Linked DNA regions of Mus musculus: region 2 is linked to region 1. The links are chromatin loops, found by intact Hi-C in ENCODE. Cell type or tissue: left cerebral cortex. All regions are shown on one strand. Each heading gives the region's core, and the rest is flanking DNA. Links, peaks and the distances in the headings are about the cores only.

Region 1 (16,146 bases), core at 4,098-12,097:
CTGCCCCAAAAGATCAAAAACGGGAAAGCAGAAAGCAAGCCATGTGTGCAGTGCTGGGCACAAAGCTCCAAGATGCTGTTAAATGCTGGGGATGTTGCTGAGTGTGTGGAATATTGTTAGTTACATTGTCTCCCAAGTCACCTGTCCTTTTTGCCTATCAGAGTCAGATCTTGAGCAGGAGGGACCTTGGGACTATCCCCTGTGGCAGTTCTGATGTTCTTGTTGGCTTCAGGGTGCCTGACTTCACAATCAAGGGAGGCCTGGAAGGCCTGGGCCAGGGCTTTCCTTCAGCCCTCGGGCCCTCAAACCCGCGCTCCAGTCATGAGAAGTGGTAAATCCCTGCATGTGTCTGAGTGGCTTTGGTGTTCCCCACCAGATCAAGAATATAGAATCACATTATTCAGGGAGTGCCAGGGACTGGGTATACCTAAGGGATTCTGGGGGTGCCGTGAGTGTGTCCATGTGGGGGCTGAGGTGTGCTGTTGTGTGGCTTTGTCTACGTCCTTGGGCTATTCAGGCAACAGTGCTATCTATGCTTTCTCCTTAGAGTGACGGAACTCTCTGCTCTGCTAACCCAGTCTCAGAAGCAAAATGAAGATTATGAGAAGATGGTAAAGGCTCTAAGAGAAACAATGGAGATCCTGGTATGTGGTCCTCTGTGTTGCAGAGGAGCTAAGAAGGGGTTGGCAGGTTCCTTGTTGTTTGTGGACAAGTAGTGAATGATGCAGTTAAATGGTCCTTGATGAAATTCTCCAATGCTGAAAATAAACTTTGGCCGAATCTGAAAATTAGTTAACTCATTCATTTACCTGCACAATAAAAGATTAATAACAGTCTGTATTCCTGGGGATAGTACATGCATATGACATATGTCCTTATCAGAGAGAGAGAGGTGACTTACTGTGGTGTGCTTGAAGCCAGCGTGAGTTATGTGAAACCCTCCTAAAAGGTGGGAATAAGCAAAGTACCAGGGAAGGGATCTGTGGAGAGATTTAAACCAAGTCACATGGGAGATGGCTGAGGAGCGGGGCAGGGCTTAGCGGGAACAGAATGGCTGTGAGGAAGTTTTGCTGGCTGCCCTCAATCCCTGAGAGTGGGGTTGAAGGGAGGAGTTGAAGCTTTGTCAGTGACTGTAAGCTGTGGACGGGTAGGAGGGTTGACACTGGGGCTGTCACAGGAAGTGTGTGTCTTGTGGAAGAGTGAGGTTGTACTCACTGACTTAAACACCTGTCAGGGATGCTCCAGAAGCGATTCTCCCTCTTCAGACGGGATGTCAGGATCCTTGCCTGTCTACCTGTCTCCTTTCATGGCAACACATGTTTTGGTCGCTGACTTTTGGAGCTCCTGAACCCCTGTCCACACATGTACCCCTAATCTCACTTACCCTGGAGTCCACCAGGAAGCTCACTTCTTTTTGCCCCTTTAATTCCGGTTAGTCAGGAATTCACCAATACATACATCACAGGGCTCAAGTAACTTAAGATGAATGACATTGGATTGCAAAGAATTCTGGTTTTCCCGGGCTGTCATAGTAGTCACAGCTGTTAGAATGAGAACCTTAACCTAGGCAATCATTTAGATCATTTATTCTGAGCTTTTAATTGCCATATTACATTGTTTTTAGACCCCTTGGGAAAGTACCACAGACAGAATAGACAGAATGTGTCTGATTGGTGTGGAGATGAGAATGGTGAATTATGTTTTGAGAGTTTGGCTTCTAGGCTCTATTCTGTGCTTTCACCAGGAGACAAACCATGCAGAGTTAATGGAGCATGAGGCATCTCTCAGTAGGAATGCTCAAGAGGAAAAGTTGTCTCTGCAGCAGGTGATCAAGGCTATAACCCAGGCACTGGTAAGCCTTTCGTCTGTAACTGGACAGTGGTCGTCTTCCCCCACACCCCCCCCTTCTCTGAGTCCTCTCAGCCACCTTGAGTTGGACTGAGGGTCACATAAGGAAGATTGGCACTTTTTTCCTGTGCTGTGTAGTGGGCAGGTCCTCTAACTTGTCTGCTCTGGCTCTTAGGTCATAGGCTGAATTGTCTCTGTCGCTGCAGTAACATTTCCTTCCCTTTCCCCACTCACTCACTGCCCCGGAGAGGATTCTAGCCATGTGGCTAACTCTGTCCTTATATGACCAAACATGAAGAGTTGGGGGCCAGTCATTTTTGCTCTTAGGTTCCCTTCCCTGCTCATGCCTGGGGAGGGACCTGTGAAGGGAACCTTCAGGTTACCTGGCTCTTAGTGCAAATCTCTGTAACACTGGCTTGCATTTCAGGCCTCAGTGGAAGAAGAAGACACTGTGACCCAGTCCTCAGGCCATGAGGACTCGCTGCAGTCAGACTGTAATGGCCTTTCCCAGTTTGATCCCCAGGACCCAGACAGGGCTCTTACCCTGGTGCAGTCAGTGCTGACTCGGAGACAGCAGGCTGTGCAGGTGAGAGCCCCCAGGACACACCTCTAGTCTGCATTACCCCTTTCAGCTTGGCATATATATATATATATATATATATATATATATATATATATATATATATATATATATACATATATACACACACACACATACATACATACACACATATATACATATATACATATACACATACACACACATACATACACACACACACACATACACACACACACATATATATATATATATACACACACACATACATACACACACACACACACACACATAAATGCGCCAAGTGCATGCATGTAATGGCCTGGGAGAATGTAAATGTTTCCCTACTCCAAGAGACCCTCATGCCACTACATCTGGTGAACTCCAAGGTCTAGAACCACCCAGAAACCTCTGATCTGTTGGCATCTCAGCTGGCCACGTTTTTGTTCCCAGCTAACTGTTATGTCTGTCCTCAGCTGACTGTTATTATGTCTGTTCCCAGTCCCCTTACCTTGGAGACATTCCTTGCCTCTGGCTTCTTGTTGATCGCCTTCTTTCTGTTGCTCTCCTTCCGCAGGACCTCAGGCAGCAGCTTTCAGGCTGCCAGGAGGCTATGAGCTTCTTGCAGCAGCAGCACGATCAGTGGGAGGAAGAGGGCAGGGCCCTGAGGGAAAAGCTACAGAAGCTCACTGGGGAGCGGGATGCTCTGGCAGGCCAGACTGTGGGCCTTCAGGGAGAGGTGGACTCTCTCACTGGGGAGCGGGATGCTCTGGCAGGCCAGACTGTGGACCTTCAGGGAGAGGTGGACTCTCTCAGCAGGTGAGTGAGCAGCTGCTCGGTCCTCCCTTCCATGTCTGCTCGTTTAGTTTTTGTTTTGTTTTGTTTTGTTTTTTTAATGAAAGCAAAACCTTCAAATTTTTATTTTGCTACATATCTGCTTTTAGTTACAGTTTTGCAAGGCTGGGAATCAAACCCAGAACCTTAGGCTTCTTAGGAAAGCACCCTGAGGCCTGAGCCATATTCTCAGTTCTCCAATGTCTGGTTTCATTCCTCATTAAGCCACTTACCTACCACTGTCCAGTGTTTGACTGACTCTTCCTGCTGCCCCTGGACCAAGGATGCTGAAGGCCGCTTTGGTTTTTATTCTATTTCCTGTGAGAAGACCCTTTGGGTTTGGGTCCCTACGATCATATAATAAATAGTTTTCTCCTTGAAAAAGGCTCTACGACGTCTTTTTCCACTGGGATCTTTGATCCTCGGCCCATAGGTCTGCTCATCTCTGATCTCAATCTCAGGGAGCGGGAGCTGCTTCAGAAGGCCAGAGGAGAGCTGCAGCAGCAACTGGAAGTGCTGGAGCAGGAAGCGTGGCGACTGCGGAGGATGAACATGGAGCTGCAGCTGCAGGGGGACTCAGCTCAAGGGGAGAAGCTGGAGCAGCAGGAGGAGTTGCACTTGGCTGTCCGGGAGAGGGAGCGCCTGTAAGTGTGACCCGGCCTTTCCTCACCAGGGCCTGCCTGGCCTTCCCGGCCCTACTCTTAGGAAATAGAGAGCCTAAAGCCTACACACGGTGGGTTCCCATTAGCTTACCGCTTCTCTGTAGAAAATGAGCTCAGTGTGTTTATGTAGGGTCCAGTGGTTTTCAATCTTCCTAATGCCGCAACCCTTTAATACAGTTCCCCGTGTTATAGTGACCCCCAACCACGAAATTCTTTCATTGCTACTTCATAACTATCATTTTGCTACTGTTATGAATTGTAATATAAATATATAACATACAGAATATGTATATATGGCCCCAAAGGGGTCATGACCCACAGGTTGAAAACAGCTGATCTAGGCATTCTTGAGTCACTGTGGGGAGCGCTCAAGGATTGAAATCTGATGAGATATCAGACAAGCTGTTGCTGTGATGCCTCACGAAGCTAGAGTTCAAGCTTGGTGTTAGTTATTGAGCATCAGGGACACTTTTATGGAGGAGAAGGTTTTCTTTGAGTGGGGCCTTGATCAATTTAATCTGTAGAAAAAAGGACCAAAGGGACAGAATAGCAAAGAAAGAGAGGTAGTTTTGTGTTCAGAGCTAGCTGGCTGTGAGAAGATCATCCACTGGGACTCCAGGGTCAGTGCCTACAGTAACTAGCCTGCAAATTCCACTAGGTAATGCTACAGAAAGGGAAGGACTCTAGAGGGTTGCTGTAGATTTTGGCTTTGCCACCAGAACAGGTAAGTCTCTTGACAAAATCGAGATGTTACTTGAAAAGTTATTGAAACGATGGGACAATACTTCATCAAATGCCAGCATAGGGCTGTCAAGATGGCTCAGTGTGAGTTTACTCCTCGGACCTCTCCGTGTGTGTTACGGTTCCTTCCCCACACACAATGAAATAGAATCATTGTTTTGCTTGTTTGTTTTGGTTGGTTGGTTTATTGTTGTTATGTTGTTTTGCATAGAAACAGTAAGTATATTCCTGCCTCCAGTTGGGATGTGGCCAGTCCCAAACACTTCTCCTAGCTCCCTGTCCTTCCCTCTTAGTCAGGAGACGCTGGTGGGCCTGGAAGCCAAGCAGTCAGAATCACTAAGTGAGCTGCTCACTCTTCGAGAAGCCCTGGAGTCAAGTCGCCTAGAAGGGGAGTTACTGAAGCAGGAGCGAGTGGAAGTGGCTGCAGCCTTGGCCAGGGTATGTGGGTCTCCACCCTTCCTGCAAAGGCGTGTTCCTAAGAAAGGGGCTGGAATCCCTAGTCTGCTTCTGGGTTCTCTCCCTCCCAACATGCCCTCTGCATCCAAGTTCAATGAGTTTTTTTGAAGTATAAATCTGGTTGTTAGTCTCTTAAAGCCATCCAGGGGGCTACAGATGGCTCCGTAGTGAAGAGTGCACACTGCTCTTGCAGAGAGTCTGAGTTCCTTTCCCAGCACCGACCTCAGGGGACGCACAACTGCCTGGAACTCCAGGGGAATCTCACATTCTCTTCTGGACTTTGTAGGCACTGCACTCATATTTGTACATTTATTCATTCATTCATGAGAAGAGACAAACACACACACACCCACCTATATACACGTGGTTTTAAAATATAAATCTTTTTTTTATTACGTATTTTCCTCAATGACATTTCCAATGCTATCCCAAAAGTCCCCCATACCCTCCCCCCCACTTCCCTACCCACCCATTCTCATTTTTTTGGCCCTGGTGTTCCCCTGTACTGGGGCATATAAAGTTTGTGTGTCTGATGGGCCTCTCTTTCCAGTGATGGCAGACTAGGCCATCTTTTGATACATATGTAGCTAGAGTCAAGAGCTCCGGGGTACTGGTTAGTTCATAATGTTGTTGCACCTACAGGGTTGCAGATCTCTTTAGCTCCTTGGATACTTTCTCTAGCTCCTCCATTGGGGGCCCTGTGATCCATCCAATAGCTGACTGTGAGCATCCACTTATGTGTTTGCTAGGCCCTAAAATATAAATCTTAAAAACATATTCAATACCTTTTGCCATCTGTGGCCTACCTTCCCAAGCCCACCCTCACTCCAAGTGTCCTTTGCTCTTGCCACAAAGCATCAGCTGCAGTCTCAAGTCATCTTCCTTCATGACATTAGTACATTGTATGCACCTTCCTTTCACCTTAACTCCCAAGGTCCAGTTCCCTGTCTGTGTTCCATCAGCTCCTCTCCCTAACTGAATTGATGCCTTCTTTGAGTTTTCAGTTGCACTTACAGTTTCTGTAGTGTCATGACAACTGTAGGTGTTTGCATGACTTTCCGTGTTTCTGTGCTGTGACCACCTGTCTCATGAATGAATGAATGAAAAACTTGTTTAGATTGCAAGGGAAGAAATGGAGTGATAGTTGAAAAATAAAAAGGCAGGTATTGGGAGTGTGATTTACTGTTCCTGAAAACTCAAAGTAGGAAACACTTTAACCCTTTTGTTTTTAGGCAGAACAGTCCATTGTGGAGCTGTCAGGTTCTGAGAACAGCCTGAAGGCAGAGGTAGCTGATCTTCGAGCTGCAGCTGTCAAGCTTGGGGCCTTAAACGAGGCTTTGGCTTTAGATAAAGTTGAACTGAACCAGCAGCTTCTCCAGGTGAGCGAAGGTGTGGTTCCCAGGACCGGGCTGGCTTATCTGAAGATTAGCCTCAATAGGACAGAGTCCTCAGTGGATTAGGCAGGGCTGCTCCCAGTTATAGCTGAAATGAGCAAGAGAGACATTTGCAATGTAGAGAGCAAAGGATTAGCCTTAAGCACTGTAAATCCCCCCTCACCGGCCCCCCCACACCTGCAGCAGAACCTCCGAGCATTGAATGAATGATCAGGACAGGGAAGGTCCATGTCCCTGGAAGGAGACGAAGCATTTCATGCTATTGGGTGAGGCAGATGTGCTGAATAGCCCAAATAGCCCCCAAATCATCTCTGTTGGTTAGAAATTTAACCTTCATTTTGGTAGGGAAAACTTGTTTCTTCTAGATCTCCCGAGACCCAGAAATGTCTGTATTTCCTAATTCTGGGTATTTTAGTTGGTTGGTTGAGGTTTTTTGTTGTTTTGTTTTGTTTTTATTTTGAGACAGGGTTTCATGCTGCCAAAACTGTCCTCCTGATCCTCCTTCACCTCCCAAGGGCATGTACCACCACCTGGTATTATTCTGAATTCTCTGAAAGCGAGATTTTGCCTTTTTTGTCTCTGTCCCAGCATCAGGGCCACCTAGTGCCTAGAGTGTAGACATCAGATGGAAAGAATGGATGGATCTCCCTCCCTGTGTTCACTGTAGGTGGTTTCTGTAGAAGCAGAGGGAGCTTTAACCTTTACCTTTGATGCCCTGCACTCTTTCTCTTCTCTTTCCGGCCAGTAGTTGGAGCAGGAGAACCAGTCTCTATGCAGCAGAGTGGAGGCCGCAGAGCAGCTGAGAAGCGCTTTGCAGGTGGACCTGGCGGAGGCAGAAAGGCGCAGGGAAGCCCTGTGGGAGAAGAAAACTCAGCTGGAGACTCAGCTGCAGAAGGCAGAGGAAGCGGGGGCTGAGCTACAGGCAGAGCTGAGGGGCACCCGAGAAGAAAAGGAAGAGCTTAAAGATAAATTAAGTGAGGTGAGAGGCCATTGCGGGTGTCACTTGCAGTGTGTTACATACTTGTTGTAAGCAGAAAGACTGAGAAGTGATGTGAGTGAGGCGGGTCTTCCCACTGTTTTAATGCGTTTCTATGGAGTCCTGCGCTCACCCCCACATGCCAGTCCCCATGTGCTTCCTGCAGTCTCTCCCTCACTTCATACTCAGTGCGAACGTGTATCGTCTTCCTGCTGTAATTACTTGTCTGTATATCCTTCACAGTCAGCCAAATTATTTACTTAGTTAGTTTGGTCATTTGAGAGAAAATCTAACTCTAGCCCTAGATGGCCTGGAATTCACGCTGTGAACCAGGCTGTCCTCAACTTACAGTGTCCCTCCTGCCTCTGCCTCCTGAGTGCTGAGATTATAGCTACCAGTTACAGCTGTGCATGTGTCGTGTGGACCGGCTGTCTGTCTCTCTGTTTGCTTTTTGAGACAAAGTCTACCTGTGGGGTTTTTTTGGTTTTTGTTTTTTGTTTTTTGAGTCACAGCTTGAGGGGACATGGTCTGTCAAAGTGGGGGAAGCATGGCAGCAGATGTCTCTGTGGTGGCCAGAATTTGTGGCAGCTGCTCACTTGCATCAGGAGACAGGAAGGGGACAAGGTGTCCCCTGGGCTTTCTGCTGTTGCCCTTTTTAGAATCTACAACTCCAGCTCATGAGGCGTCTCCATCCACATTCAGATGGTTCCCCTTCCTTCCTTATCCTCTCTGGAAACATCCTCACAGACACACAGAGGCGTGGCTCCTCGGGGATTCTCAATCACGAAGTTGACAGTGAAGATCAATCATGACAGGCATACTTTTCCCTACCAGACTGCTCACTGCCCTGATGCTTGGAGCATTAGGGCAATACTTAGAGTATCCCATTCTTAGAGCCCCTTCCCAGGTCATTACCCACTTTCTTAGCATATACAGGTCCTGCTGGCCTCAGTATAGTGCCTTGCTCATTGGAGAACATCCTTTCTGGTCCGGGGACTCCTGGTTGATCAAGGACAGACAGACAGACAGACAGACAGACATAAATGCCAGTTATTCAACAATGCTCGATCTCACAGTGTGGAGTTCAGAATCCTTGAAGACTCACTGGCCTTGACTTGCTGTTAGTAGCTCTGGAGCAAGAATCCTGGGATTGTGCCTTACTCTGTGTCTCACCAATTTCTCTCCCTCAGGCACATCACCAGCAAGAAACAGCTACAGCTCACCTAGAACAGCTGCATCAGGACGCAGAAAGACAGGAAGAAACACTTGCTAGGGCAGTCCAGGAGAAGGAAGCCCTAGTACGGGAGAGGGCAGCTCTTGAGGTGCGCCTGCAGGCTGTGGAGCGGGACCGACAGGACCTCACTGAACATGTCCTGGGGCTCAGGTAGGGCCCACACTTAGTTCATCCGAGCACAGAGAGCTTTGCAAGGGTAAGGGTAGCCAAGCTAAGCTCCCTGTCCTCAGTGTATGCATTCTAAAAGAGCTGTAGACGTGTGATTGCCCTAGAGCTTCCCTGGTGACCTGTACTTAAAACCCAGTCCCTCTTGAGAAAGGGTAAGGGGCTTGATGGGTTAGAACTCTCCCTGATTCCTAAATCTTATAGGTCAGCCAAGGAGCAACTGGAGAGCAATCTATTTGAGGCCCAACAGCAAAATTCTGTGATACAGGTCACCAAGGGGCAGCTGGAGGTCCAGATTCAAACTATTATCCAAGCCAAGGAAGTAATTCAAGGTGAGAGCCCAGCTGGAATGGGGCACACTGCATTCCAAAGAGATAGTAACAGCCAAGAAAGCAGTGAGAGCTTTCTTCTGCCAGACTCGGGCTCTGAGAGGAAGTTGCTCCTGAGGCGGGTGGGCAGGGAGAAAGAGCAGGGCAGAGGCTCAGAGGCGATCTTACCTGATGTCATAGGGGAAGTGAAATGCCTGAAGCTGGAACTGGATGCTGAGAGGACCCGGGCAGAGCAGGAGTGGGATGCAGTAGCCAGGCAGCTAGCCCAAGCTGAGCAGGAGGGGCAAGCATCTCTGGAGCGACAGAAGGTGGCCCACGAGGAGGAGGTGAACAGGCTGCAAGAGAAATGGGTAGGTGGTGGATGTGATTGGGACATAGGGGAGGCAGACATGGCCTCCCTTCAGTGAGCCTGCCGCCTGCTGCCTCTTGGTCCAGATAATGCTTAGAAGAATGAAATATGGGGGGGAGGGTATGGGGGACTTTTGGGATAGCATTGGAAATGTAAATGAGGAAAATACCTAGTAAAAAATAAAAATAAAAAACAAAAACAAAACAAACTAAAAAACACTGACTGCTCTTCCAAAGGTGACCTTCCAAAGGTCCTGAGTTCAAATCCCAGCAACCACATGGTGGCTCACAACCACCCATAATGAGATCTGACACCCTCTTCTGAAGACAGCAACAGTGTGTACTTAGATATAATAATAAAATAAATCTTTAAAAAACTATGAATAATTTTTACTGATATATCTTAACTTCTTTTCATTCTATAATTGGTAACTATGCATCTAGATGCCTTAATGGGGAAATCTGAGAGTGTATGCCTTTAATGCATCTACTCATATTAAAACAGGTAAATAGACCTTTAGAAAACATTAATTATGAATATATTTTAAAAGGTTGACAGAAATAAAACAGTATTTATGTATAAGCATTTTAAATTAAAATATATAACTATGCCCCAAAAAAGAAGAAGAATGAAATGTGACTACCAAGATATAAAATCCAGTGTGTGTGTGTGTGTGTGTGTGTGTGTGTGTGTGTGTGTGTGTGTGTTTTGTTTGCTGCCTTGCCTGCTTGCTTGCTTGATGTGTATGAAGAATTAAGTATGGAGCCTAGGAGCAGACCTGGCAGAGCACAGTTATAATCTCAGCATCCAGGAGGCAGGAGCCTTGTGAGTTCAAGGCTACCTGTGTTACAAAGGAATACCCTTTTTCCAAAAGTTAGGAGGCTAGTGTATGTAGTATCACATGCCTTTTAATCCCAGCATTCGAGAGGCAGAGTCAGGCAGGTCTCTGTGAGTTTGAGGCCAGCTTAGTCTATAGAGATAGTTCCAGGACAGCCAGGACTAGAACTGTCTGGGGGGAAAAAAAGAATTGTTTCTTCTGCCGTCTAATTACTTAATTAAATTTCTTGTTCTTGTTTTTATTTTATACTCATGTAGATTTATTTTTATGCCTTTTGGGGCATGAGGAACTATAGTAGCTACACTCCTAAGTATGGTGCTTATGTGGCCCAGTGCTTCCTACCTCGTGTCACTCTGACTAAGGCAGATGCAGGCACCAGAGAGGACAGAGCACATATCATCTAACACTTCTCAGCTGGACGGAGTAGCAGTACACGCTTTTAATTCTAGCACTTCGTAAGCTGAGGCAGGTGGATGTCTGTGAGTTCAGTGCCAACCTGATCTACTTAATGAGTTCCAGGATTTCATAGTGAGACCCTCTCTAAACCTTTATTTAATTAAAAACAGTTACAAGGGAGTAGTCTGTCTGAGGGTGTGGGAAGGGGAAGAGAGAAGGGACCACCATGGCCCAAGTGTGACCATGATAGTCACTCCTTTCAGGAAATCTGAGGCCATTAGCTGATCAGTCAGCAGGGTTATAATCTTTTACTTTGGGCTTTCAGGAGGTATCATGACTGAATTTTAGTTGAGGAAATGCCTTGTGGACACTACTCAACTATTTGAAAATACCTGCTGTCATACCCACATAATTCCAAAAATGAGCAAATTTTTGGCTGCTTTCTTGTCAGCAAACTCACTGTAAAACATGATCAAGGGGCTAGAGAGATCCATGGTTAGAGAGTCTGCTCTTCAGAGGACCTGAGTTGGTCCCTAGTAACCACCTCAGGTGATTCCCAGTTGCCTCTAAAGCCTTCCTCTGGCCTCTGTGCCCATACATACATATATGCCACACATATACACATAAATAAAAATAAATATTCAAAAACAAAATAATCAAAAGTCTTAAGTTGATTCTCTCCCTCCAGTGTGGGTTCTGGAGCTGGGCCTCAGGTCTGCAAACTGACATAGCAGCTGCTTCTACTTTCTGCACCGTCTCACTGCCCAGGACGTGGCACTTTCAATAGCAAAATATTCTGCTCATAGCTAACCAGCACTGATAGACTATTTCTTCCTGTTTTGACATCACAAATTTAGCTCTCTGGTGGCCATACATTTAGACAGAGCGAACAACTTAATTTTGTTATTTTTATAGTTGGCTTTTTGACCCTGAAGGTTTGGTGTTTATGATGGTTGTGCAGTTGACATTATTTTATTTTATTTTTTGGTTTTGTTTTTTTGAGACAAGGTTTCTCTGTGTAGCCCTGGCTGTCCTAGAACTTACTCTTTAGACCAAGCTGGCCTCAAACTCAGATCCACCTTGCCTCTGCCTCCCAAGTACTAGGATTAAAGGAGTGCACCACCACTTCCAGTTTATATATTATTTTTTAAAAATAATCTTTTAAAAAAATATTAAATGACCTTTAAATTTTAGTGAGACAGGGATTTAAACTTCCCTGAGAAATGAGTCACCAGGCTTAAAGCAGTGCCCATGTCACAGTGAGACAGTGAAGAGATTCTAAGTCCAGACAAGCTCCCCGTCTCCTCTCTCACTCACTGGCTTTAACAGTATGGGTTCCTTTACATGATCAGGAGAAAGAGCGCTCCTGGCTGCAGCAGGAGCTGGATAAGACCCTGGAAACCCTCGAGAGGGAGAGAGCAGAGCTGGAGACAAAGCTGAGAGAGCAGCAGACAGAAATGGAAGCCATCCGTGCACAGAGGGAAGAGGAACGAAGCCAGGCTGACAGCGCCCTGTATCAAGTAAGCATCCTCGAGCTTTATATCCTCATGATGTTTGCATGCCCGGTCTCTTCCCCTCTTACTTTTCCATTCCTAAGAACAGGGCTCAGGAGGGGCTTCCTGAAGAGTGTAGCTACTGCCCTGCTGCCTGTGAGGAGACTAACATGCAGTTAGCTGCAAGCAGGCAGTGTGTCATACTTCCCGAGGGAGGGCCAGCATTGACCACATCCTGTCAGCTTATGAGCCGGTGGCAGTCTTTGCACTTCCTGGTTCTAAGTTAATGGTCCGAGACTTTCCCTTGCCCTCAGCCCCTCATCCTGTTGTTGGAAGACCTTGGAGCAGATGAGATGTGCTTATGGCCTCCTGGGTGAACATGATAATCCAGAGCCATGAAGCCCTTGCCCTTCCTGCCCTTCCCCAGATGCAGCTAGAAACAGAGAAGGAGAGAGTATCCCTCCTGGAGACACTGCTGAGGACCCAGAAGGAGCTGGCAGATGCTAGTCAACAGCTGGAAAGGCTGAGACAGGACATGAAGATTCAGAAGTTAAAGGAACAGGTATGGCGATGGCCCTGTGCCTGATCCTTCTGCTTCTACCACCTAGTGTGGACCATAACACCTCATTTAAAGTATTGTTAGGGATTGAACTGTGGGGCTTCAGTGCTAGAAGGAGGCAGTTTTTAATTACCTTTAAATTACATCTGTTTGTTTATTCTGTGTGCATGTGCATGCATGTACATATGGCATGACATGCCTATGGAATTCCCATGGTAGAGTTGGCTCTTTCCTTCTGCCAGCTGGGACCCTGGATTGACTTCGGGTCATCACACTTGGCAGCAGAACCTTCCCAGCTAAGGGTAGTTTTGAAGGACATGTTAGGCACAGGATTCCATTGTCAGAGGGCCCTGAAACAGACAGACAGAGGCTTAGGAAATATGGGGTAAAAGGAGGTACATGGCTCTAGTGTGATAAACTTGGGGTCAGTACAGAAGAGAGGAGAGAAGGAAAGGACCCCTCCTTAGCCATGGGAGCTTGGGGTTTGTTTAGAGGCCAGTGGAAAACTGGTGACTGATATTTTAAGTGTAAGAGAGATGCATGATTTTTTTATATTTATTTATTTTATGTATATGAGTACACTGTAGCTGTCTTCAGACACACCAGAAAATGGCATTGGATCCCATAACAGATGGTTGTGACCCACCATGGGGTTGCTGGAAATTGAACTCTGGACCTCTGGAAGAGCAGACAGTGCTCTTAACCTCTGAGCCATCTCTCCAGTCCCAGATTTATTTATTTTTATGTTATGTGTATGAATGTCTTGCCTGCATGTATGTATATATACCATGTTCAGGCCTGGTACCTGCAGAGGCCAGAAGATGTCAGAGCCCCTGGAACTGGAGTTAGTGAAGTTTTGAGTCACCATATGGTTTCTGGGAACTGAACCTGGGTATTCTGCAAGAGCAAAGAGCAGCCAGTGCTCTTAACCACCAACCATTTCCCTAGCCCCTCATGCATGATTTTATATATTCTTGTTTACGTTTTTTTTAAATTATTGTTATCTTTTGGTGGTTCTGGGGATCAAACCTGGATATGTTAGGCAAATGTTCAACTACTAAATTACAAAATTACTACATTTTTATTATTAACTTAATTAATTAAATAATTTTTGAGGCAGAGTTTCTCTGTTATGTAGCTTCTACATGTCTCTGCTACCCTAGAGCTAGGATTATAGGCATATGTCACCATGCCTGACCAGGATATCTTTTTAATGCTGTACTAGACCAGGTGGAAATGTGTGTGTGTGTGTGTGTGTGTGCAATTAAGTGGAAATAAGGATCTGCTTAGGAGGCTGCTAATGAGTCTGCTAGGGACAGTTACCAGCTCTTGGGCTTGCCCAGAAAAGTTGGCTGAACCCATGCAGGCATAGGAGGGGAAATGAGGTCTGAGAATAGAGGGAGAAAGTATGCATTGCTACTTCCTGCCTCAGTTTCTGCCAACTCAATAGAAACAAACAGACCAATTATTTATATAGTAAGGATTTCAGGAGCTAGCTCCCATGGGAGCTTTTCTGTACTCCCCGATTGCTTTCTATAGGAGACCACTGGCATGCTGCAGGCCCAGCTTCAGGAAACACAGCAGGAGCTGAAGGAGGCAGCCCAGCAGCACAGGGACGACCTTGCTGCCTTCCAGAAGGACAAGCTGGACCTGCAGAAGCAGGTACCTTTTTTTCTACTTGCCCCACAGCCCTTCCTTCCTACTCCCTTCTACAGACAGTGGAATCTGGGTCCTGCTTCTTGACCTCGGGAGAACAGAGATAGGCCACCGAACTAAATGCAGAGTTGAAGGGTGTTCAGAGCTGAGCATGTACCTTTGAGAGTTCTGGGATTGTATTACTAGCCCTCTTTATCCACAAATTCTGCCAATGGCCAGTTGAAAACATTGGGAAGGCTTTTTAGTGTAAATGTATAGACTTTTTTTTGTTCTCTAAAATATAACAACCGTTTACATAGCATTCACATTTCATTAGGTACTGTTTACATCATATTAGGTTTGGTAAGTAACTTGGAGATGGTTTAAAATGCATAAGAGAATGTGACTAGGTTATATTCAATTACTGTATGTTTAATCTCAGCATTTAAGAGGTGGACTGTTGAGATTGAAGTCAGTTGGAGCTGCAGAGTGGGATTCTGTCTCTAAAACAAGAGCCGGTTAGGAAGATGGCTGCACTGATAAAGTACCTGCTACACAGCGTTAGGGTCCGAGTTGAGATTCTCAGCCCCCTCATGAAGATCTGGGTGTGAAGGCAGGTGCTGACCCTAGCGCTGAAGAGGCAGAGGCAGGAGGATCTCTGGAGCTCACTGGTCGGCTGATCCTGCTGAAAGTAAATTCCAGGTTTAAGGAGAAAGAGAGACCCTGCCTCAAAAAAAAAAAAAAAGGAAAAAAAAAGGCTAGAGAATGATAGAGGACACATATTAACCTCTGACCTACCTGTGCACACACATTTGCACTTACACACACACACATTTTGATTGTGATTTCCAGTGGAGATGTGTTACAGGACACTGCAACCACTGCTTTCCACTTGTCTGGAATGACCCTAAGCTGACTTTTCTAAAGCAAGCCAGTTTGGGTTGTTTTTCCTGTCCTCGCTGAAATCTTATGTCCATATTTACCAGATGGCTTTTCCTTCTCATAAGCCTATAACAGAGGATGTTCTAAGGTTTGTTTGTTTGTTTGTTTTTTCCTGGAACTCACTCTGTAGACCAGGCTGTCCTCGAACTCAGAAATCCACCTGCCTCTGCCTCCCAAGTGCTGGGATTAAAGGCATGCACCACCACCACCGCCTGGCTCGAAGTTTTTATTTTATTTTATTTTATTTTATTTTACTTTTTTGGTATGTGTGTGTATAGTCACTGTGGTCTTGCCCATCACTTTGCCTTTTGGAATAGTTGTATCCCAGCAAGGTTTTTATTCATGTCTGCATTTATGTAAGATTTCTCATGCTATGAAGACAAACAGGATGATTAAGAATGGGTTGTGTAGCCAGGCATTGGTGGTGCACACCATTACTCCCAGCACTTAGGACGCAGAGGCAGGTGGTTCTCTATGAGTTCAAGGCCAGCCTGGTCTATAGAGTGAGTTCCAGGACAGCCAGGGCTACAAAGAGGAAACCCTGTCTTGAATAATTAAAAAAAAAAAGTGTGTGTGTGTGAACTTGCATATACATCATAGTGAGGTAGTTCAGAACTAACTCCTACAAATTGTCTACTGTCCTCCACAAACATGTCGTGGCATGCATTCAAGTGTGTACACAAATAAACGAATAAACATGTAAATGTAAAGAAAAACATAGTGCAGGGACTAGTGA
Region 2 (16,146 bases), core at 3,509-11,508, 160 kb after region 1:
TGGAAATCCTTTAAACTGTTGGATGAAAAGCAAGTGGACTGAGTTGTCTGAGAAAGGCAGGTGGAAGGAAGGTCTACAGTTCTCCAGCAGAGTTCTCTCCAGATGCTCAAAAATTCAAGGATCAGGACAGGAAATGGGAATTTATTGAATTAAGTTTAATGAATTAAGTAAATTATTAGAATAATGATTGGGGTCATGGATATTTCTACTTACATTAAGTCAAAAGAGAGGAAAGAAGATGAGACCCCAAAGGAAACAAGACTTTAATACAACTTGGTGTTCTTCAGCTGAAGTCGATACAAAGAGATGTCTTTCAAAGCCACAAAAAAGGTTAAAATAAAGTTTGTTTATGCCAGTCCCTAATGGCGCCAGTTCAGCTGAGCAGCTAGAGTAATGATTCACAGAGAAGCAGTCTTTGAACCTAGAGCCTTCTTCCAGTTCTTCCATCTCTGCACAGGTAGGTCCTCCCTGTGGCAGTAACAAGGCAGTGCCTCCAGGCCCTCAGATAAGAATGGCCACGCCAGGCAAGAGAAGAACTCCTGAGGAAGATTACGGAATACATGCCTACACAGGAGCCGAGGCTAAGAAAGCTAGCCTCAGCTTTCACTAGAGAACATTCTGTGGTGAAGTCACTGCAGAGCTTCCCATCTGCTTTGAGCATGGACCACGTCAGGCAGTGAGGTTCCTGGCTGTGCACAGATCAGTGAGGCCAGAACAGCCAGGCCAGCACAAAGTCACAGCCCACTCCTCTAATGCTGGGTCCACTTGATGCTCTTGAGGTCAATGCCATCCTGGACCATCTCCCAGAGAGGACTGCCAAAGAGAAGAGGCACTGAGTGAGTGAGGGTTAGACAGGAAGCAGCAGGTAACACTGCCTCTCAGGCCCTGATCAATCATTTCCCTTCTGTCCTTGATGCTTCTCTGCCTTTTGCCCTGGTGAACCCCAATACAAGAGACAAACAAGCCTCTTCTAGCTTCTGTAAGTCCTGCTCAGTCCCAGGCCTTTCCTAATTTCTAGCATCAGGAAGACTATTTATTGCTTTAGCCTGAAAGGATGCCTTAGATCTCAGGCCTGAGCACCCAGGAAGATTGTGGGTAATGACCTACTTTGTGCATGGTGGGAGTGATGACTGTGAACATTTCTTTGTTTGTTTTTACCACTGACGCTGAGACGCAGAGTCGCGCATGTGCACAAACACAAACACACACACACACACACACACACACACACACACACACACACACACACACACACACACACACACACACACACGAGGCAGCATCTTCTGCAGAGCCAAGCCTGACACCAGTACTGAGCTTGGTGCTTCCGTGTCCCCAGTTAGTTTTGCTCAGTGTCACTGAGTCCCACCCTTTGTTTTTGTTTCTCAGAAAAGGACTTATGCACAATCTTCCTACTGCAGTCTCCGGCTCACAACATCAGGCATGCACAAGATCCCTGGTTTGAGTTTTGTCTTCCTGGCAGGTACTCTACCACTGACCTTCCATTGGTTTTTGGGGACTGGGGATCAAACCCAGGCTGTTTAGAGATGATACATAAGCAACCTCTATGCTATATACAAAAGCCTAGTTTTAAAACATATTCTGAAGAACAAGAAGACAGGAGGTCAACTTCCCTGCTTTGTGGACTCTTTACAGCCTACAATCCCTTTACACTCGGGTTTCCGGCTGTATGAACAGAGTCTAAGGACAAGAAAGGTGTCAGCGGTACGGTGTCTTCCATAGAGTCCACACGCAGGCGCACACACCTCATTTCTCGAAGGCGCTTCACGTGGTGGATGCACTTCTCCGCCGTGTAGTCCACCTCCTCTTCTGTAGTGAAGCGGCCGATGCCAAACCTGAGAGAACACAGAAGATCGCTACACCTGGCAACAGGTTTGCTTTTTGTTTTTTGTTTTGACCAATACTCTCTGAGGACATACTAAATAAAAGATAACGAAAGGGCTGGGGATGGAGTTCAGTAGATAGAGTTCTTGCTTAGCATGCATGAAGTCCTGGGTTCAACCCCTGACTGGGTTGGTGGCACATCTCCAGCCCTCGAGAGGTAGACACAGAGCAAGCAGGGGCATTCTCTGGCTACAGTCAATTGGAAGCCAACTGGGCTGCATGAAAACTGTTGGAGCAAAGGAGGTAAACTGGAGCTGGGAGACCCACAGTGCCTCTCTAGGTAAACAGGAGGTGGGAGACCCGCCATGCCTCTCTAGGGAAAGGGTTCTGAGAACACAGCTTGAGGGGCAGACTCCACCAAGCTTCCTCCATCTACCCTAGACCTCGTGGGCAGAGGAGCTGAATACAGGACTCAGACACCCTCATCAGGGACATAGCTCAGCAGGAAGAGTGCTTGCCTATCATGTACAATTACCCCAAACTGCATAAACTAGGCATAGTGAGCACACTCCTGTAATCTCAGCACTTTGGAGCAAAGACAGGACAGAGTTCAAGACCAGCCTGAATTTCTGACAAGACCTTAACAAACCAGGAACACACCCACACCCACTCACACCCCTACATACACTCGCCCCCACACATAGTCACCCACATAATCACACCTACTCTCATACACAAACACACACACAAAAATACCCCCACACTCATACACATATATACACACACACATACACAGAAACATTCCCCATACACACATACTCACACACATTCTCACACCCTGTCTCTCTCCCCTCCCCTCCCCTCCCCTCCCCTCCCCTCCCCTCCCCCCTCCCCTCCCCCCTTCTCTCTCTCTCTCTCTCTCTCTCTCTCTCTCTCTCTCTGCAGCTGACCTCACTGACCTGATAGAGGAGTGTGCTAAATCCTCATCGGTACCAATTGCTCTGAGGACATAAGAGGGCTCCAATGATGCAGAAGTGCAGGCACTAAGGATGGAGACAGATCCTTTTAGTCCATAGGACACACCCTGAAATCATACCATGGGGACAGAAGAAACAGCCTGGTGATGCCCTGTACAGCCTGGGATGTAAACCCAGCTTCTGTGGTCCCTATAGACAACTTCCTGGACTGAGGACACCAATGACTGAAAGAGCATAAGAGCCCACACACTGGACCTGACAAAACAGCCAGGGCAGAAAATACAGTATGTAAGCCTGGAGGGTAAACAAACCCTTGTGGCTTACACCCAAACTGTTAGCTCATCCCTGCAAAAGGCATCTTCAGTTAAGCACAGTTAATCCCAGCACTCAGGAGGCAGAGGCCAGAGGATCTTGGTCTATATGGAGCATTTCAGGACTGCCAGGGCTACAGAGAGAGATCTTGTCTCAAAAGGAAACAAAAAAGACACATCTTCTAGGACCGACAAGACCCCAGTTTCCAAGGAGAGCCGCTGGAACGGTCACCTCAGCCACGGCCATCACCTGAGGCCTGAGCTTTATCGTGATCAAGTGCTCCTGTCCTATCCACACTGGGAAGCTCACTGACACACAGGGTACCTGACAGGCAAGGTCTCTGTCGACACCGTCCAACTCACCTCCCTGAGGACAAGGCCACATCCTTGAGGGCCATCAGCAGGCTCTCTCCTTCCACATACGCGAAGGAGAGGTTGATACAGCCTGAAGAAAAGAACACACAGTGATGGGACTCTGGGCCCCAGCATCTGTCTGAATGGAGACTGAGAGCTGGAGACAGTGGAGGGGTACAGAGTGCCTACCATAAAGGAGACAAGGACAGTCAAAAATAAAACAAAACAAAACAAACAAACAAACAAAAAACCTTTTTTAGGTACAAAATATATTTCAGAAACAAAACCAGAATGGTAGGGTAAGTAGGGGCACCAGGATGATTCTGCAGGTAAAGCCCTTACTACATGCGCCTGGTGAGCTGAATTCTATCTCTGAAACCTATAGGAGAGTGGGACAAGAGAAATGACTCTCCATGTGTACAGTGGAGGGCATCCTCCAGCCTCACATAATAGCTGGGTGTCTGTGGTACACGCCTTTAACCCCAGCACAAGGGAGGCAGAGGCAGGCAGATCTCTACGCGTTCAAGGACAGTCCGGTCTACAGGGTGAGTTCTAGGACAGTCATGACTAAACAGAGAAACCCTGTCTCAAAAAAAATGAAATAAAATAAAATAAAATAAAGCAAAAAGCAAAGCAGAAGAAGACTGAAAGGGTGAGCCCATACCAGGGTAGTGCTGCTTCGGGTCCCCGTTCATTACCACATCTGGAAGATTCTTCATTATGTTCTGTACCAGTCGCTCTGCTAACTTTGAGATCCGCTTATGGTCGTACTAAGGAGCAGGCAGGGGAGAAGGAAGTACAGTGACCAGCAATCAGCTCAGAAGAACGAACTCCTGAAGCCCTTCTCCCTACTCAGGAGTCACGCTGTATCTATCGAACAGCCCCATCTGATGACCTGTTAGGTGTGGAGACCACACTATCTCCAGCACTGGGCGAAGTGTCTGGTGTATAAAAGGTGCTTATGAGCCGAACACAGGGTGCCAGCAACATACTGAAAAATGGACTGTTAATTACAAGCAAGGCATGTATGGGTTTTAAACCATCTCTTTCAGAACAAGGGGCTGTGGTTCCTTGACAAAGTAGGTTTTAATTAATTTTGTATGTACACATGTACATTTTACGTTTATCTACAAGGGACTGAACCCAAGGTCTTACCCACCCTAGGCAAGAACACTCCTACTGATCCAGCCCTTTACTTTTAATTTTGATCCTGAGTCTTGCTATGTAGCCCAGGATGGCCTTAAACTGAAAATTATTCTCCTGCCTCAGCCTCCGAGCAGCTAGGATTACAAGCAAAGGATGTCAGCTGCTCAAAGGCAGGACAGCCTTAGCCCTGCTGTTCCAGAGATCAGACTCATTTATGCTAATGTGTCACTAAACAGGGAACCTGCTTGAGGGGAGAACTTGGAGAGGGGACTGCTCTCCCCAATACTTACTTCCATCTCTTGTTGTGCCAACTCACATGCAGCTCCCAGGCCCACCACCAAGGGTGTGGGCACTGTCCCAGACCGCATACCCCGCTCCTGCCCGCCTCCACTCTGTAGGGCCTCCACACGTACCCGGGGCCTACGGCGGATATAGATAGCACCAACCCCTTGGGAAAAAAAAGGTGTTAGAAAAAAAAAAAAAAAGAAACACAATGGAACAAAATATTACTTTAAAAAAATAAGATTAAAATATTTCAAGTTTTATAGTTAATTTTTTCTAAATTAAAAAAAAAAAAAGAGGAAAGAAAAAGAGAAATGAAAAAAGCATAGTTTGTAGCAAATGTCCCCAGCATAACTATGTTACAGCAGGTATACCCTATATCAATGACCAAAATGATTCCAAGCCGGCCACTATGCACGAAGAAATGACAGCATACAATGAGGACTATTCCTAAGAGCAAAAGGATCAGAAACCAGTTAGAGATGGCCACTGGTACCGAGTACACACTGCTCTTAAAGAGGACCTGTGTGTGGTTCCTGGCACCCACGTCACAGAACTCAGGAGATGCAGTGCCCTTTGCTCGCTCTCGGAGTCTTTGCAGGCACCTGCACATACTTTCATAAAACTCCACACAATAAAAATAATCATAAAACTTCCTAAGAATAAAAAAAAAAAAAAAAAAAAAAGGCTTGCCGGGCAGTGGTGGTTCACACCTTTAATCCCAGCACTTGGGAGGCAGAGGCAGGCGGATTTCTGAGTTCGAGGCCAGCCTGGTCTACAAAGTGAGTTCCAGGACAGCCAGGGCTACACGAGAAACCCTGTCTCGAAAAACAACAATAACAACAAAAAGGCTCAAAAAGAAGAAGGAGGAAGAAGAGGAAGGGGAGGAGGACAGGAGGAAGAGGGCAAAAGCCCACTAGGGGATGTGGAGATGGATCAATGGTTTGCTGCCCTTGCAGAGGACCCAGGTTCAGTTCCCAGAAACCCAGACACAGCTCACACAGCTCAAACTCCAGGCCAGGGGAGTCTGTGTCATCTTCTGGTCTTCACGAACATTGCACTCAAATGGTATACTCAGGTACACACAGGCAAAACACTCATACACCTAAAATAAATAAACTTTTTTTTTTTTTTTGGTTTTTTGAGACAGGGTTTCTCTATGTAACCCTGCCTGTCCTGGAACTCACTCTGTAGACCAGGCTGGCCTCGAACTCAGAAATCTGCCTGCCTCTGCCTCCCAAGTGCTGGGATTAAAGGCATGCGCCACCACTGCCAGGCTAAAATAAATAAATCTTAAGAAAGCGTGAAAAAACGTAGGTGGCAACCGTTGGGAGAATGTCAAATACATTATGGAACGTCCCCACAATGAAACACCAAGCAACTGCAGAAGACACTGATGCTCTTTTGTGCTATCATTGTAAAACTCTAAAATACACTGCTGGGAAACGGTGAGCTCAGGCTTGGTGGCCCAGGCCCACAGCCAGCTTTGGGTAAAGTACAAAGCCTAAAGAGAAAGGGAAGGAAGGAGGGCTTCCCCAGCGCTGGGCTGTACTTTTTACTTTGTTTCAGCTTTCTTTTTAGAGTCTTCCATATTCTAGAGAGACCTAGAACTCAGTTTGTAACCAAGAGGAAGTTTGTTTGTTTGTTTCTTTCTTTTCTTTTCTTTTTTTTAAGATTTATTTATTTATTATATGTAAGTACACTGTAGCTGTCCCCAGACACTCCAGAAGAGGGCATCAGATTTCAGATTTCGTTATGGATGGTTGTGAGCCACCATGTGGTTGCTGGGATTTGAACTCAGGACCTTCGGAAGAGCAGTCAGTGCTCTTTTTTTTTTTTTTTTAAGATTTATTTATTTATTTATTATATGTAAGTACTCTGTAGCTGTCTTCAGACACACCAGAAGAGGGCGTCAGATCTCGTTACAGATGGTTGTGAGCCACCATGTGGTTGCTGGGATTTGAACTCCAGACCTTTGGAAGAGCAGTCGGGTGCTCTTACCCACTGAGCCATCTCACCAGCCCCAGTCAGTGCTCTTAACCACTGAGCCATCTCGCCAGCCCCCTCTTTTTCCTTTCCTTTCCTTTTTCCTTTTCCTTTTTCCTTTTCCTTTTCCTTCCCTTCCCCTTCCACTTCCTTCCTTCCTTCCTTCCTTCCTTCCTTCCTTCCTTCCTTCCTTCCTTCCTTCCTTCCTTCCTTCCCTCCTTCCCTCTTTCCCTCCTTCCTTTTTCTTTTAAAGATAGGGTCTGACTGTGTAGAGATGGAACTCACTATGGAGACCAGATAGGCCTTAAACTCACAGAGATCTGCTTGTCTGTAGGGTATTGGAATTAAAGAATATGGTAAAATGGCTGACATTTGTTTAAGAGCACTGACTGCTCTTCTAGAGGTCCTGAGTTCAAATCCCAGCAACCACATGGTGGCTCACAACCATCCATAATGAGATCTGACGCCCTCTCCTGGTGTCTGAAGATCCCCATCATGTACTTATTACATATAATAAATAAATAAAATCTTTAAAAAAAAAAAGATGTAGTGATAAATGAAAAAGCAAGATCAGAACATATATAGTTTGGGTAAAAATGAGTGGAGGGCAAGTATGGCTGTCCTTATAGGCAACTGTAAAAAGCTACCCAGGCATGGCACAGCAGACATGTCTACAGCCCCATTACCCGTGACTGAGGAAGGAGGAATCCGAACTCAAAGGCAGGTGGGACTATGTCTCACAACCCTCGGGAGGGGTGGAGAGGGAAAGAAGAGCTCATAATGAAGTCACACTGTAGAGTCTGAGCTGAGATCTTCAGGAAGAGCTCACAAGACTTAATCATAGCCTGGGAGTGCCCTTGGCAGCCAGATGGAGAGGCACATAGAAATAGCAGCCTAGTTAGTAAAATCTGTTTTGTTCTTTGTTAGTACTTACGTTGTTTGTCTAGTAAAACCTAAAACCCGAATTAATGGAATCCAGTTCCCTCAGCCAAATCTATACCTATGTCCCTTTTAAGGACATGGTGAAGAGATCAAGAAAGAATGCCAGCTATGTACAGCAGCTGCTTGGATCTACAAAGAGGCAAGTGTTTCTGGCTATTGTTGAATGATACGTCCATAGGCCAGGCCACTTTGAACGTACAACCTTCTCAGAGGACCATCACAGTCTTGACTGGGTTGAGCCCCAGCTAAATGATTTGCTGAGAATGGGAAAAAGCAGGCAGGAACTGGTTGGTACCTTTAGGGCCATAGAGTTTGTGACCGCTGATGCTCATGAGATCAATCTTCATGTCATTGACGTCAAGTGGGATTTTCCCAACCGCTTGGGCGGCATCAGTGTGGAAGTACACCTTTCTGGAACTACAAATCTGCCCTGAGGAATGACAGAGAGGAAGACACATAGCATAGTGAATGTAACCTGACAGCAATCTTGCTAAGCACCATGAATAATTTAAGTTACTGATAACATATATATATGTATGTATACACATATATATGTGTGTGTGCATATGTGTGTATGTGTACGTGTGTGTATGTGTGTACGTGCCCTCTCCTACTCCCTGTCTTTCCACCTGCCCCTGCCTCTCTAGCTTCCTCCCAACTCCCCACCTCTTTGTTATTACTGTAAAAATCAAGAGCAAAACACCAAATCACAAATACACACGACATTTTGGTGCCCGATATTCTTTTTTTTTTTTTAAAGATTTATTTATTATATGTAAGTACACTGTAGCTGTCTTCAGACACTCCAGAAGAGGACGTCAGATCTTGTTACAGATGGCTGTGAGCCACCATGTGGTTGCTGGGATTTGAACTCTAGACCTTCGGAAGAACAGTCGGGTGCTCTTACCCACTGAGCCATCTTACCAGCCCCGGTGCCCGATATTCTTCATGCTCCCTTATTAACTCTGGATTTTGCAAACGCAACATCTCCTTTTAGATACTTTTAATTTAAAATAGAAAAAAGGATATGGCTTTTTCTTACTGTGTTGTTGTCATTTGGAGCAAAAACTGAAATAAAATGTGACAGCAGCAACAACCATAAAGGGCACAAAACCCTAAACTCTAAAACCTCACATAGTAGCCAGCTAGAATGCGGGTCAGCAAGGCACACAGCTCTTCCCGTTGGTCCACTTGGCTTTTATGTCAGAACTCTGTGCCCCTGCTCCTTTCACGGACCCTGGGGTGGTAAGGATCAGGCTAACCTACCATACTCACCTATTTCTGCAATTGGTTGCTTTACTCCAATTTCATTGTTCACAGTCATAACGGAGACCAGGCTGGTGTCTGGCTGGATGGCAGCCTCTAGTTCCTAAGAATGTAGGAGTAAGGAGTTTATATGATGCCAAGAGACAGCTAGCTATATAAATAAGAATAAAGGCAATTTTAAATCTACAAGAGGAGCCTTTCACTCTAACCCTATCTAAGCATGTAAGTTAACAGGGGTACAGAGCATGTGTGAGGCACTGAGCTCACTCCCTAGTGTTACTGTTTAAAAACAATCAATAACAGCAGCTTTCCGGCTGCAGCCATAGCTCGGCAGCGGTGAGCACTGCCTGCTCATCCTGAGGACCCATGTTTACTTCCTAGCACACCATGGAGGATCACAACTGTTTGTAACTCCAGGTCCAGGGCACTGGACACTTTTTTCTAGTCTCCACGGGTACCAGGCACAGACATGCATGCAGGCATGACACTCAAATACAAAAACTAGAAGTTATAAAAAAGGCCAGGCTGCTCATCCAGAAGTCCCGAGTTCAATTCCCAGCACCCACCATGATGGCTTACAACCATGTATAATCTCGTCATAGAGTCATACATGTGAATAGAGTACTCATATACACTAATAAACAAACCTTTAAAAAGGAAATATGGGCTGAAGAGATGGCCCAGAGGTTAATAGCAATTGCTGCTGTTGTAGAAGCCCTGAGTTGGAGTCCCCACAGCCACACTCATAGCCACCTGTAACAGCCAGGCACATATGAAATCAATCTAAAAGGAGGAAGAAAACCTCCCTGCAGCCATGGTTGTAATACCAACACCTAACAGGTTGAGTGAGGAGGATCAGGGGTTCAAGGCCATTCAAGTCTAAATAACCACTGCAGGCCAGCCTGAGATTCCTGAAACACTGTTTCAAAGACAAAGATATAAACCAAAACACAAAACAAAAAAACTCCAAAAAGCTTACATGAGACCCTACCTAGGCCAAATAAACAAAGGTGATTTCAAGCTGCTGCAAAGCTACAGGAGTAAGAGCAGCGTAATCACATGGTACAAACATGGACAAGCACCTATACTCAAGCCTTTCCTTTCAGACAGGCTGTCACTCTCCAGTCCAGGCTAGCCCCATACTCTGGTGAGCCTCTTTTTTTTTTTTTCGAGACAGGGTTTCTCTGTGTAGCCCTGGCTGTCCTGGAACTCACTTTGTAGACCAGGCTGGCCTAGACTCAGAGATCTGCCTGCCTCTGCCTCCCGAGTGCCGGGATTAAAGGCCTGTGCCACCACGCCCGGCTCTGATGATCCTCTTGTTTGAGCCTCCAGCGCACTGAGTTTAAGAGTGAATCCCCCATATCTAACCCATACTAACATGTTGGCTTTTGCAGTTCTGGGGATCAAGCCCACAGCCTTGTGTATACTATTCAAGAATTATACTACTGAGCTAAACCTCCAGTCAGCCTGCTTCCTTTGTCGGGTGATAAGAAACATCAATGCAGGGAAGAAAGAGGCCAGAGCTCTCCTTTGATGTAAGTCCCTGACATCCTACCCTCATGTCCAGTAGCTCTGTACAAAAGAGGATCACCAAAATCCCTCAGAGGCAAGTTTTCCATGGAGAACAGCACACACATAAAGAACACAATCTTCTCCGCCAGGCCTGATCCATGCTCCACTCTCACTGATCAACCTTTAGGCTCCACCCAAAACTGGAGAGACAGACTTACAGGAAGGAGGCAGGCTCCTCCCATCCTGTCCCTCAGGCCGGGGTGCTCCTACCTTTAAGTCAATGATCCCGCTCTTCTGCACAGGGAGGTAAGTGACCCGAAAGCCCTCAGCTTCCAGGGAGCGGCAGGAATCCAGCACACATTTGTGTTCTGTCTGGGTTGTGACCAAGTGTTTTTTCCTTGACCTGTAGAACCTGGCCACTCCCTAAGAGTTGACGATAATGTAATGAAAACAAAGCATAGCATCCTTGGTACCATGAATCCCATTCATAAACAGCCCTTCTGTGAGGGAGGGCTCAGGATTGCCCAGAGCCTCAAGTACGCTGAAGACGTTTCATGTGACAGACCAAGGCCCCACTGGTGCATGTGATACTTTTAGCATCAGGAGAAACTATAAAGATAGGCTAATAAAAACAGAAATACTGCCGGGCAGTGGTGGCACATGCCTTTAATGCCAGCACTTGGGAGGCAGAGGCAGGCAAATTTCTGAGTTTGAGGCCAGCCTGGTCTACAGAGTGAGTTCCAGGACAGCCAGGGCTACACAGAGAAACCCTGTCTTGAAAAAAAAAAAAAAAAAAAAGTGCCAGTGCCTGGCAAACACGCTCACAGTCAGCTATTGGATGGAACACAGGGCACCCAATGGAGGAGCTAGAGAAAGTACCCAAGGAGCTGAAGGGGTCTGCAACCCTATAGGAACTAACCAGTACCCTCAGAGTTCCTGTCTCTAGCTGCATATGTAGCAGAAATTGGCCTAGTCGGCCATCGTTGGGAAGAGAGGCCCCTTGGTCTTACAAACTTTATATGCCCCAGTACAAGGGAACGCCAGGGCCAAGAAGTGGGAGTGGGTGGGTAGGGGAGCGAGGAAGGGGGAGTGTATAGGGAACTTTCAGGATAGCATTTGAAATGTAAATGAAGAAAATACCTAATAAAAATTGGAAAAAGAAAAAAAAAGAAAATGGCATATCAAAAAAAATATTATGATGTAGTGAAAAAGACATAAAAATTGTTGCAGTGAAGTGGCCTGTATTAAAAAAAAAAAACCCAAAATATCAAATGAACATTTATGTTATTAAAAGGACAAACAAACAAACAAAACATAGTCAAGTATAGCCCACATACCTACGGTCTCAGCATTAAGGGACAAGAGGGCATCTGCACTCTGAGACCATCTTGGTCTACACAGTAAGTTCAGGACACTCAGGACTACTTAGTAAGATCTTGTCTCCAAACAATCAAAAGAGCACAAGGAACAGAGGGAGAAGTAAGACAGGAAAGCAGCGCAGCTGAGTGCAGTAGCCTGGAGTCGGTACTACTATGGGGACTGAGGGCAGAGGACCATTAGAACTTACGGTCTCAAAATAAATAAATAAAAGATAAATGAGGCTCACAACTCATTCCCTAAGGTGCTTGCTGCACACACATGAGGATCGCTTGAGCTGGGGTGAAGGCTCCTCAAGGCTCATCAGTTCAGAGCACTTACAAAGAACCTGGGCTCTGTACTTCGCATCCACTGGTGATCACAACTGCCCTTGGCAGGGGATCTGGCTCCCTCTTCAGGCTCTGAGGGCACCAGGCACATAAGTGGCAAACACAAACACACACACACAGACAGAATAAAAACAAATAAATCTTTTTTCTTTTAAGCTTAAATAAATAGGTATAAGGACCGAGCTCTACCCAGATCCAGTGCTCCTGCATCCTACAGAAGCAGAGACCGGAGAATCCGAGGGACACCAGCCAGGCAGGCTGGCCCAGGTAGGGAGCTCTGGTGCTGAGACCGGGCTGGTGTTGGTGAGCATGATGCCTCCCTAGGTAGGTGAGCACATTGTTTACACATACATGTCTTCACATCTGGTACCTAAACTGTTTGGTGTAATCGATTCAGCAGTTAAGGAGTCACACTGCCTTGCTTTTTCGTGTTGCTTTCACGTCTCTTTGCAATATAAACATGGATTAGTTTAGATGTCTCTTCTGTTTTTATTTGAGAGATGCTCTTTTTGAACAGCACACGTTTCAGAGTTCAATCTCTATCACCATGCAGGGATTTATTGTTTTAAGAAAGAGTCTTTTTTTTTTTTTTTTGGTTTTCGAGACAGGGTTTCTCTGTACAACCCTGGCTGTCCTGGAACTCACTTTGTAGACCAGGCTGGCCTCGAACTCAGAAATCCGCCTGCCTCTGCCTCCCAAGTGCTGGGATTAAAGGCGTGCGCCACCACGCCCGGCCGTTGAGACAGTCTTACTATGTAGCTGTGGAACTCACAGAGATCCACCCGCCTCTGCATCCCAGTGATGAGATTAAAGCTATGCATCGGGCTGGTGAGATGGCTCAGTGGGCAAGCCAGTAAAGAACATCCCTCCATGGCCTCTGCATCAGCTCCTGCTCCCTGACCTGTTTGAGTTCCAGTCCTGACTTCCTTTGGTGATGAACAGCAGCATGGAAGTGTAAGCCCAACTTGCTTCTTGGTCATGATGTTTGTGCAGGAATAGAAACCCTGACTAAGACAAATTGGTACCAGCAGAGTGGGGTATTCCTGTGACAACCTGACCATGTTTTGGGGAGGACTGTGGAAGGACTTTGGAACTTTGGGCTTGAAGATCCATCCGTTGTTAAGAGCTCTGTCAGATGTTGTGTAGGAGCTTGGAAGATAATGTTGAGAACAGTGCAGAAGATGGAGGCCTGGTTTGTGAAATTTCAGAGGGAAAATTAAAGACTCTTTTCAGAGCCATTGCTGTTTTGATTGTGAAGATTCTGTAGTTCTGGTTAGCTGGGGCTGAAGAATCAGCTGTGATTAACAAGATACCAGAACTACCAAAGCAAAAACTTTGCATTACTGGGACTATTGATGCTGGTTAGCTGGAGCTAAGAAATTAGCAGTGATTAAGAAGAGACCAGCATCATCGAGGTGACATCTTCTGGGAAGTGTTTTCTGAAAGCACAAAGAGGCTGTGTTCCAGAGATGGCCAAGGTTGTACTCCTGCTGCAGCGGGACTTGGCAATATGTAAGGGTCACCCAGGTGGTACTGGTTTTGAAGGCATGAAGGGGTCACGCAAAGCACCAGACTGCTCTTCCAAAGGTCCAGAGTTCAAATCCCAGCAACCACATGGTGGCTCACAACCATCCGTAACAAGATCTGACTCCCTCTTCTGGTGTGTCTGAAGACAGCTACAGTGTACTTACATATAATAATAAATAAAAAATCTTAAAAAAAAAAAACCTGTTAAAAAAAAAAAGCTATGCATTGTCACACCCAGCTCTGCTTAACTACTTATAATAGCTAAGAAGTGGAACCAGTCTAGATGTTCATCGACAGATGAAGGGATAAAGATATACAATACCACTTAATTCTGACAAAAAGAAAAATGAAATAATCACACTTGCAGAAAAATAAATGGAATCAGAAATCACTATGTTAAGTAAAATAAGTCAGACATAGAAACAAGTAATGGGCTGGAATGCTGGCTCAGCACGTGAGGGCACTTGCCACAGGCTTACTGCCAGAATCCAACCTTGGGAGCCAACTCCCACCAGTTACTGATGACCCCACATGTGTGCTGTGGCACATGCATGCACACATACAAACTGATTAATTAAAAAAGATAAATGCAAAAAAAAAAAAAAAGATAAATGCTAAGCCGGGCATGTGGTGCACACCTTTAATTAAAATTAAAAGAAAAAGATACGGGGGCTGGAGAGATGGCTCAGTGGTTAAGAGCACTAAATGCTCTTTCAGAGGTCCTGAGTTCAAATCCCAGCAACCACCCACATGGTGGCTCACAACCACCTGCAATGAGATTAGATGCCCTCCTCTGGTTTGTATAAGAGAGCAACCCTGTCTCAAAAAACAAAAATAAAAACAAACAAACAAAAAAATTAAATAACACATCCTTAAAAAGAGAGAAACTAATATCACATGTGCACAAATTAGTTTTCAAAAGATAAAAAATTGTAAATGAGAAACTGGGAGCTAAAGCTTGCTTGCTTGCTTGCTTGCTTGCTTTCTCTCTCTTTTTTTTTTTTCCCTTTGGTTTTTCGAGACAGGGTTTCTCTGTGTTGCCCTGGCTGTCCTGGAACTCACTCTGTAGACCAGGCTGGCCTCGAACTCAGAAGTCTGCCTGCCTCTGCCTCCCAAGTGCGCCATCACCGCCTGGCTCTTTTTTTTTTTTTTAAGATTTATTTGTTTATTTTATGAATATTAATACACCATTGCTCTCTTCAGACACACCAGAGGAGGGCATCAGATTCCCTTACAGATGGTGCATGACCCAAATATAGGATGACCAATACCGGACTGAGTGACCAAGTCAAAGGCCTGCAGAGGGTACCATAGCAACAATCACCTCTAAAGGCAGAGGAATTCTGTAAACAGATCTCAGAAAGGAAAAGCTGATAGGAAAGTGGCCTTGATCAACTACAAGCAAGCCAAAGTCATCTTAGAACATCGACATGGCTGAAAACATGTCCCATGAGGCCACCTGAAGACAACTGCATAGGCACACATATGATTCATGGCTGGTGCTGTAGTGCTGTGGGTCTGTGATGCTATGAGACTGTGATGCTGTGGTGCTGTGGGACTGTGGGTTTGTGGGTCTGTGGTGCTCTGAGTCTGTGGTGCTGGGGGTCTGTAGGGCTGTAGTGCTGGGGGGCTGTGGTGCTGGGAGGCTGTGGTGCTGGGGGTGGTGCTACCCCTGGTAGGTGGTTCTGGGTGAAAGGAAGCCCGCTGAGCGAGCCCTGGGGAGCAAGGCAATAATCAGCATCCCTGCATGGCTTCTATCTCAGTTGCTGCTCCAGGTTCCTGCCCTAAGCTCAGGCCTTGCCTTCCCCTCATCTCATCAAGGATTCGAGGTTGTAAGGTGAAATAAATACTTGCCTCCGAAATTGATTTTGGCCATGGTGTCTTATCACAGCAACAGAGACCTAAGCCGGACACTGTTACTCACTTTTTTAAAGGACTAGCATCCTAAAAAATCCAAACTGTTAGTGGTCCAAGAACCACCTTCTTTCCTAACCAACTGCCACACTGAACTCAGACCAATAGGCTAAAAGACTTGGCTGCAAAAGGCTGAGGAAAGCCTGCCTGATGGCTCCGGAGTCAAGGACGCATGCCTGGTGCCTTGGGTTTGGCACTCAGAACCTAAGTAAAGGTAGATGGTGATTTCAGACTCCACAAAGCTGTCCTCCACACATTTTTTTTTTTAAGGCAGAGAAAGACCTAGGGAGACATGGGTAGTTGAGTTCAAATGAGAGAGGGGCACTAATCGCTAAACCCAAGAAGCCAGAAATAGTGTCAGGTTCTCTCTTTTTTGCT

Evidence for each region. Hi-C counts contacts between places; a loop is a spot of excess contacts. Peaks named below come from ENCODE experiments on the same cell type or tissue, not always from the same donor. Only the 100,000 strongest peaks of a DNase experiment are listed, where the experiment ranks them.
Region 2: it touches region 1 in a loop (2.3-fold over the local background); 10 of 42 quality-filtered maps call a loop at or near these places.

Annotation. Positions count from the first base shown.
Region 1 is chr2:155,967,011-155,983,156 of GRCm38, forward strand. Cep250 (centrosomal protein 250) reads left to right here. Exons shown (of 33, transcript NM_001130000.1): 8 at 548-644; 9 at 1,745-1,852; 10 at 2,276-2,434; 11 at 2,985-3,226; 12 at 3,703-3,885; 13 at 4,938-5,082; 14 at 6,333-6,479; 15 at 7,243-7,473; 16 at 8,661-8,854; 17 at 9,074-9,201; 18 at 9,379-9,548; 19 at 12,134-12,301; 20 at 12,702-12,836; 21 at 14,373-14,495. It overlaps LOC108168808 (a long non-coding RNA gene), which reads right to left and starts at 8,661. Exons shown (of 4, transcript XR_001783524.2): 1 at 8,576-8,661; 2 at 8,390-8,469; 3 at 7,200-7,347; 4 at 6,265-6,582. In left cerebral cortex, for the core only: no CTCF peak of the experiment used is centred there; DNase peaks (open chromatin) are centred at 7,347 and 7,558.
Region 2 is chr2:156,123,515-156,139,660 of GRCm38, forward strand. It overlaps Nfs1 (nitrogen fixation gene 1 (S. cerevisiae)), which reads right to left. Exons shown (of 13, transcript NM_010911.2): 5 at 10,892-11,044; 6 at 9,119-9,212; 7 at 8,139-8,273; 8 at 4,924-5,081; 9 at 4,152-4,257; 10 at 3,497-3,578; 11 at 2,805-2,888; 12 at 1,767-1,856; 13 at 123-813. The coding sequence ends at 750. Among named protein-coding and RNA genes, the nearest start is that of Romo1, 13 kb to the right of the region's middle. In left cerebral cortex, for the core only: a CTCF peak has its summit at 6,632 (motif pointing right); no DNase peak of the experiment used is centred there.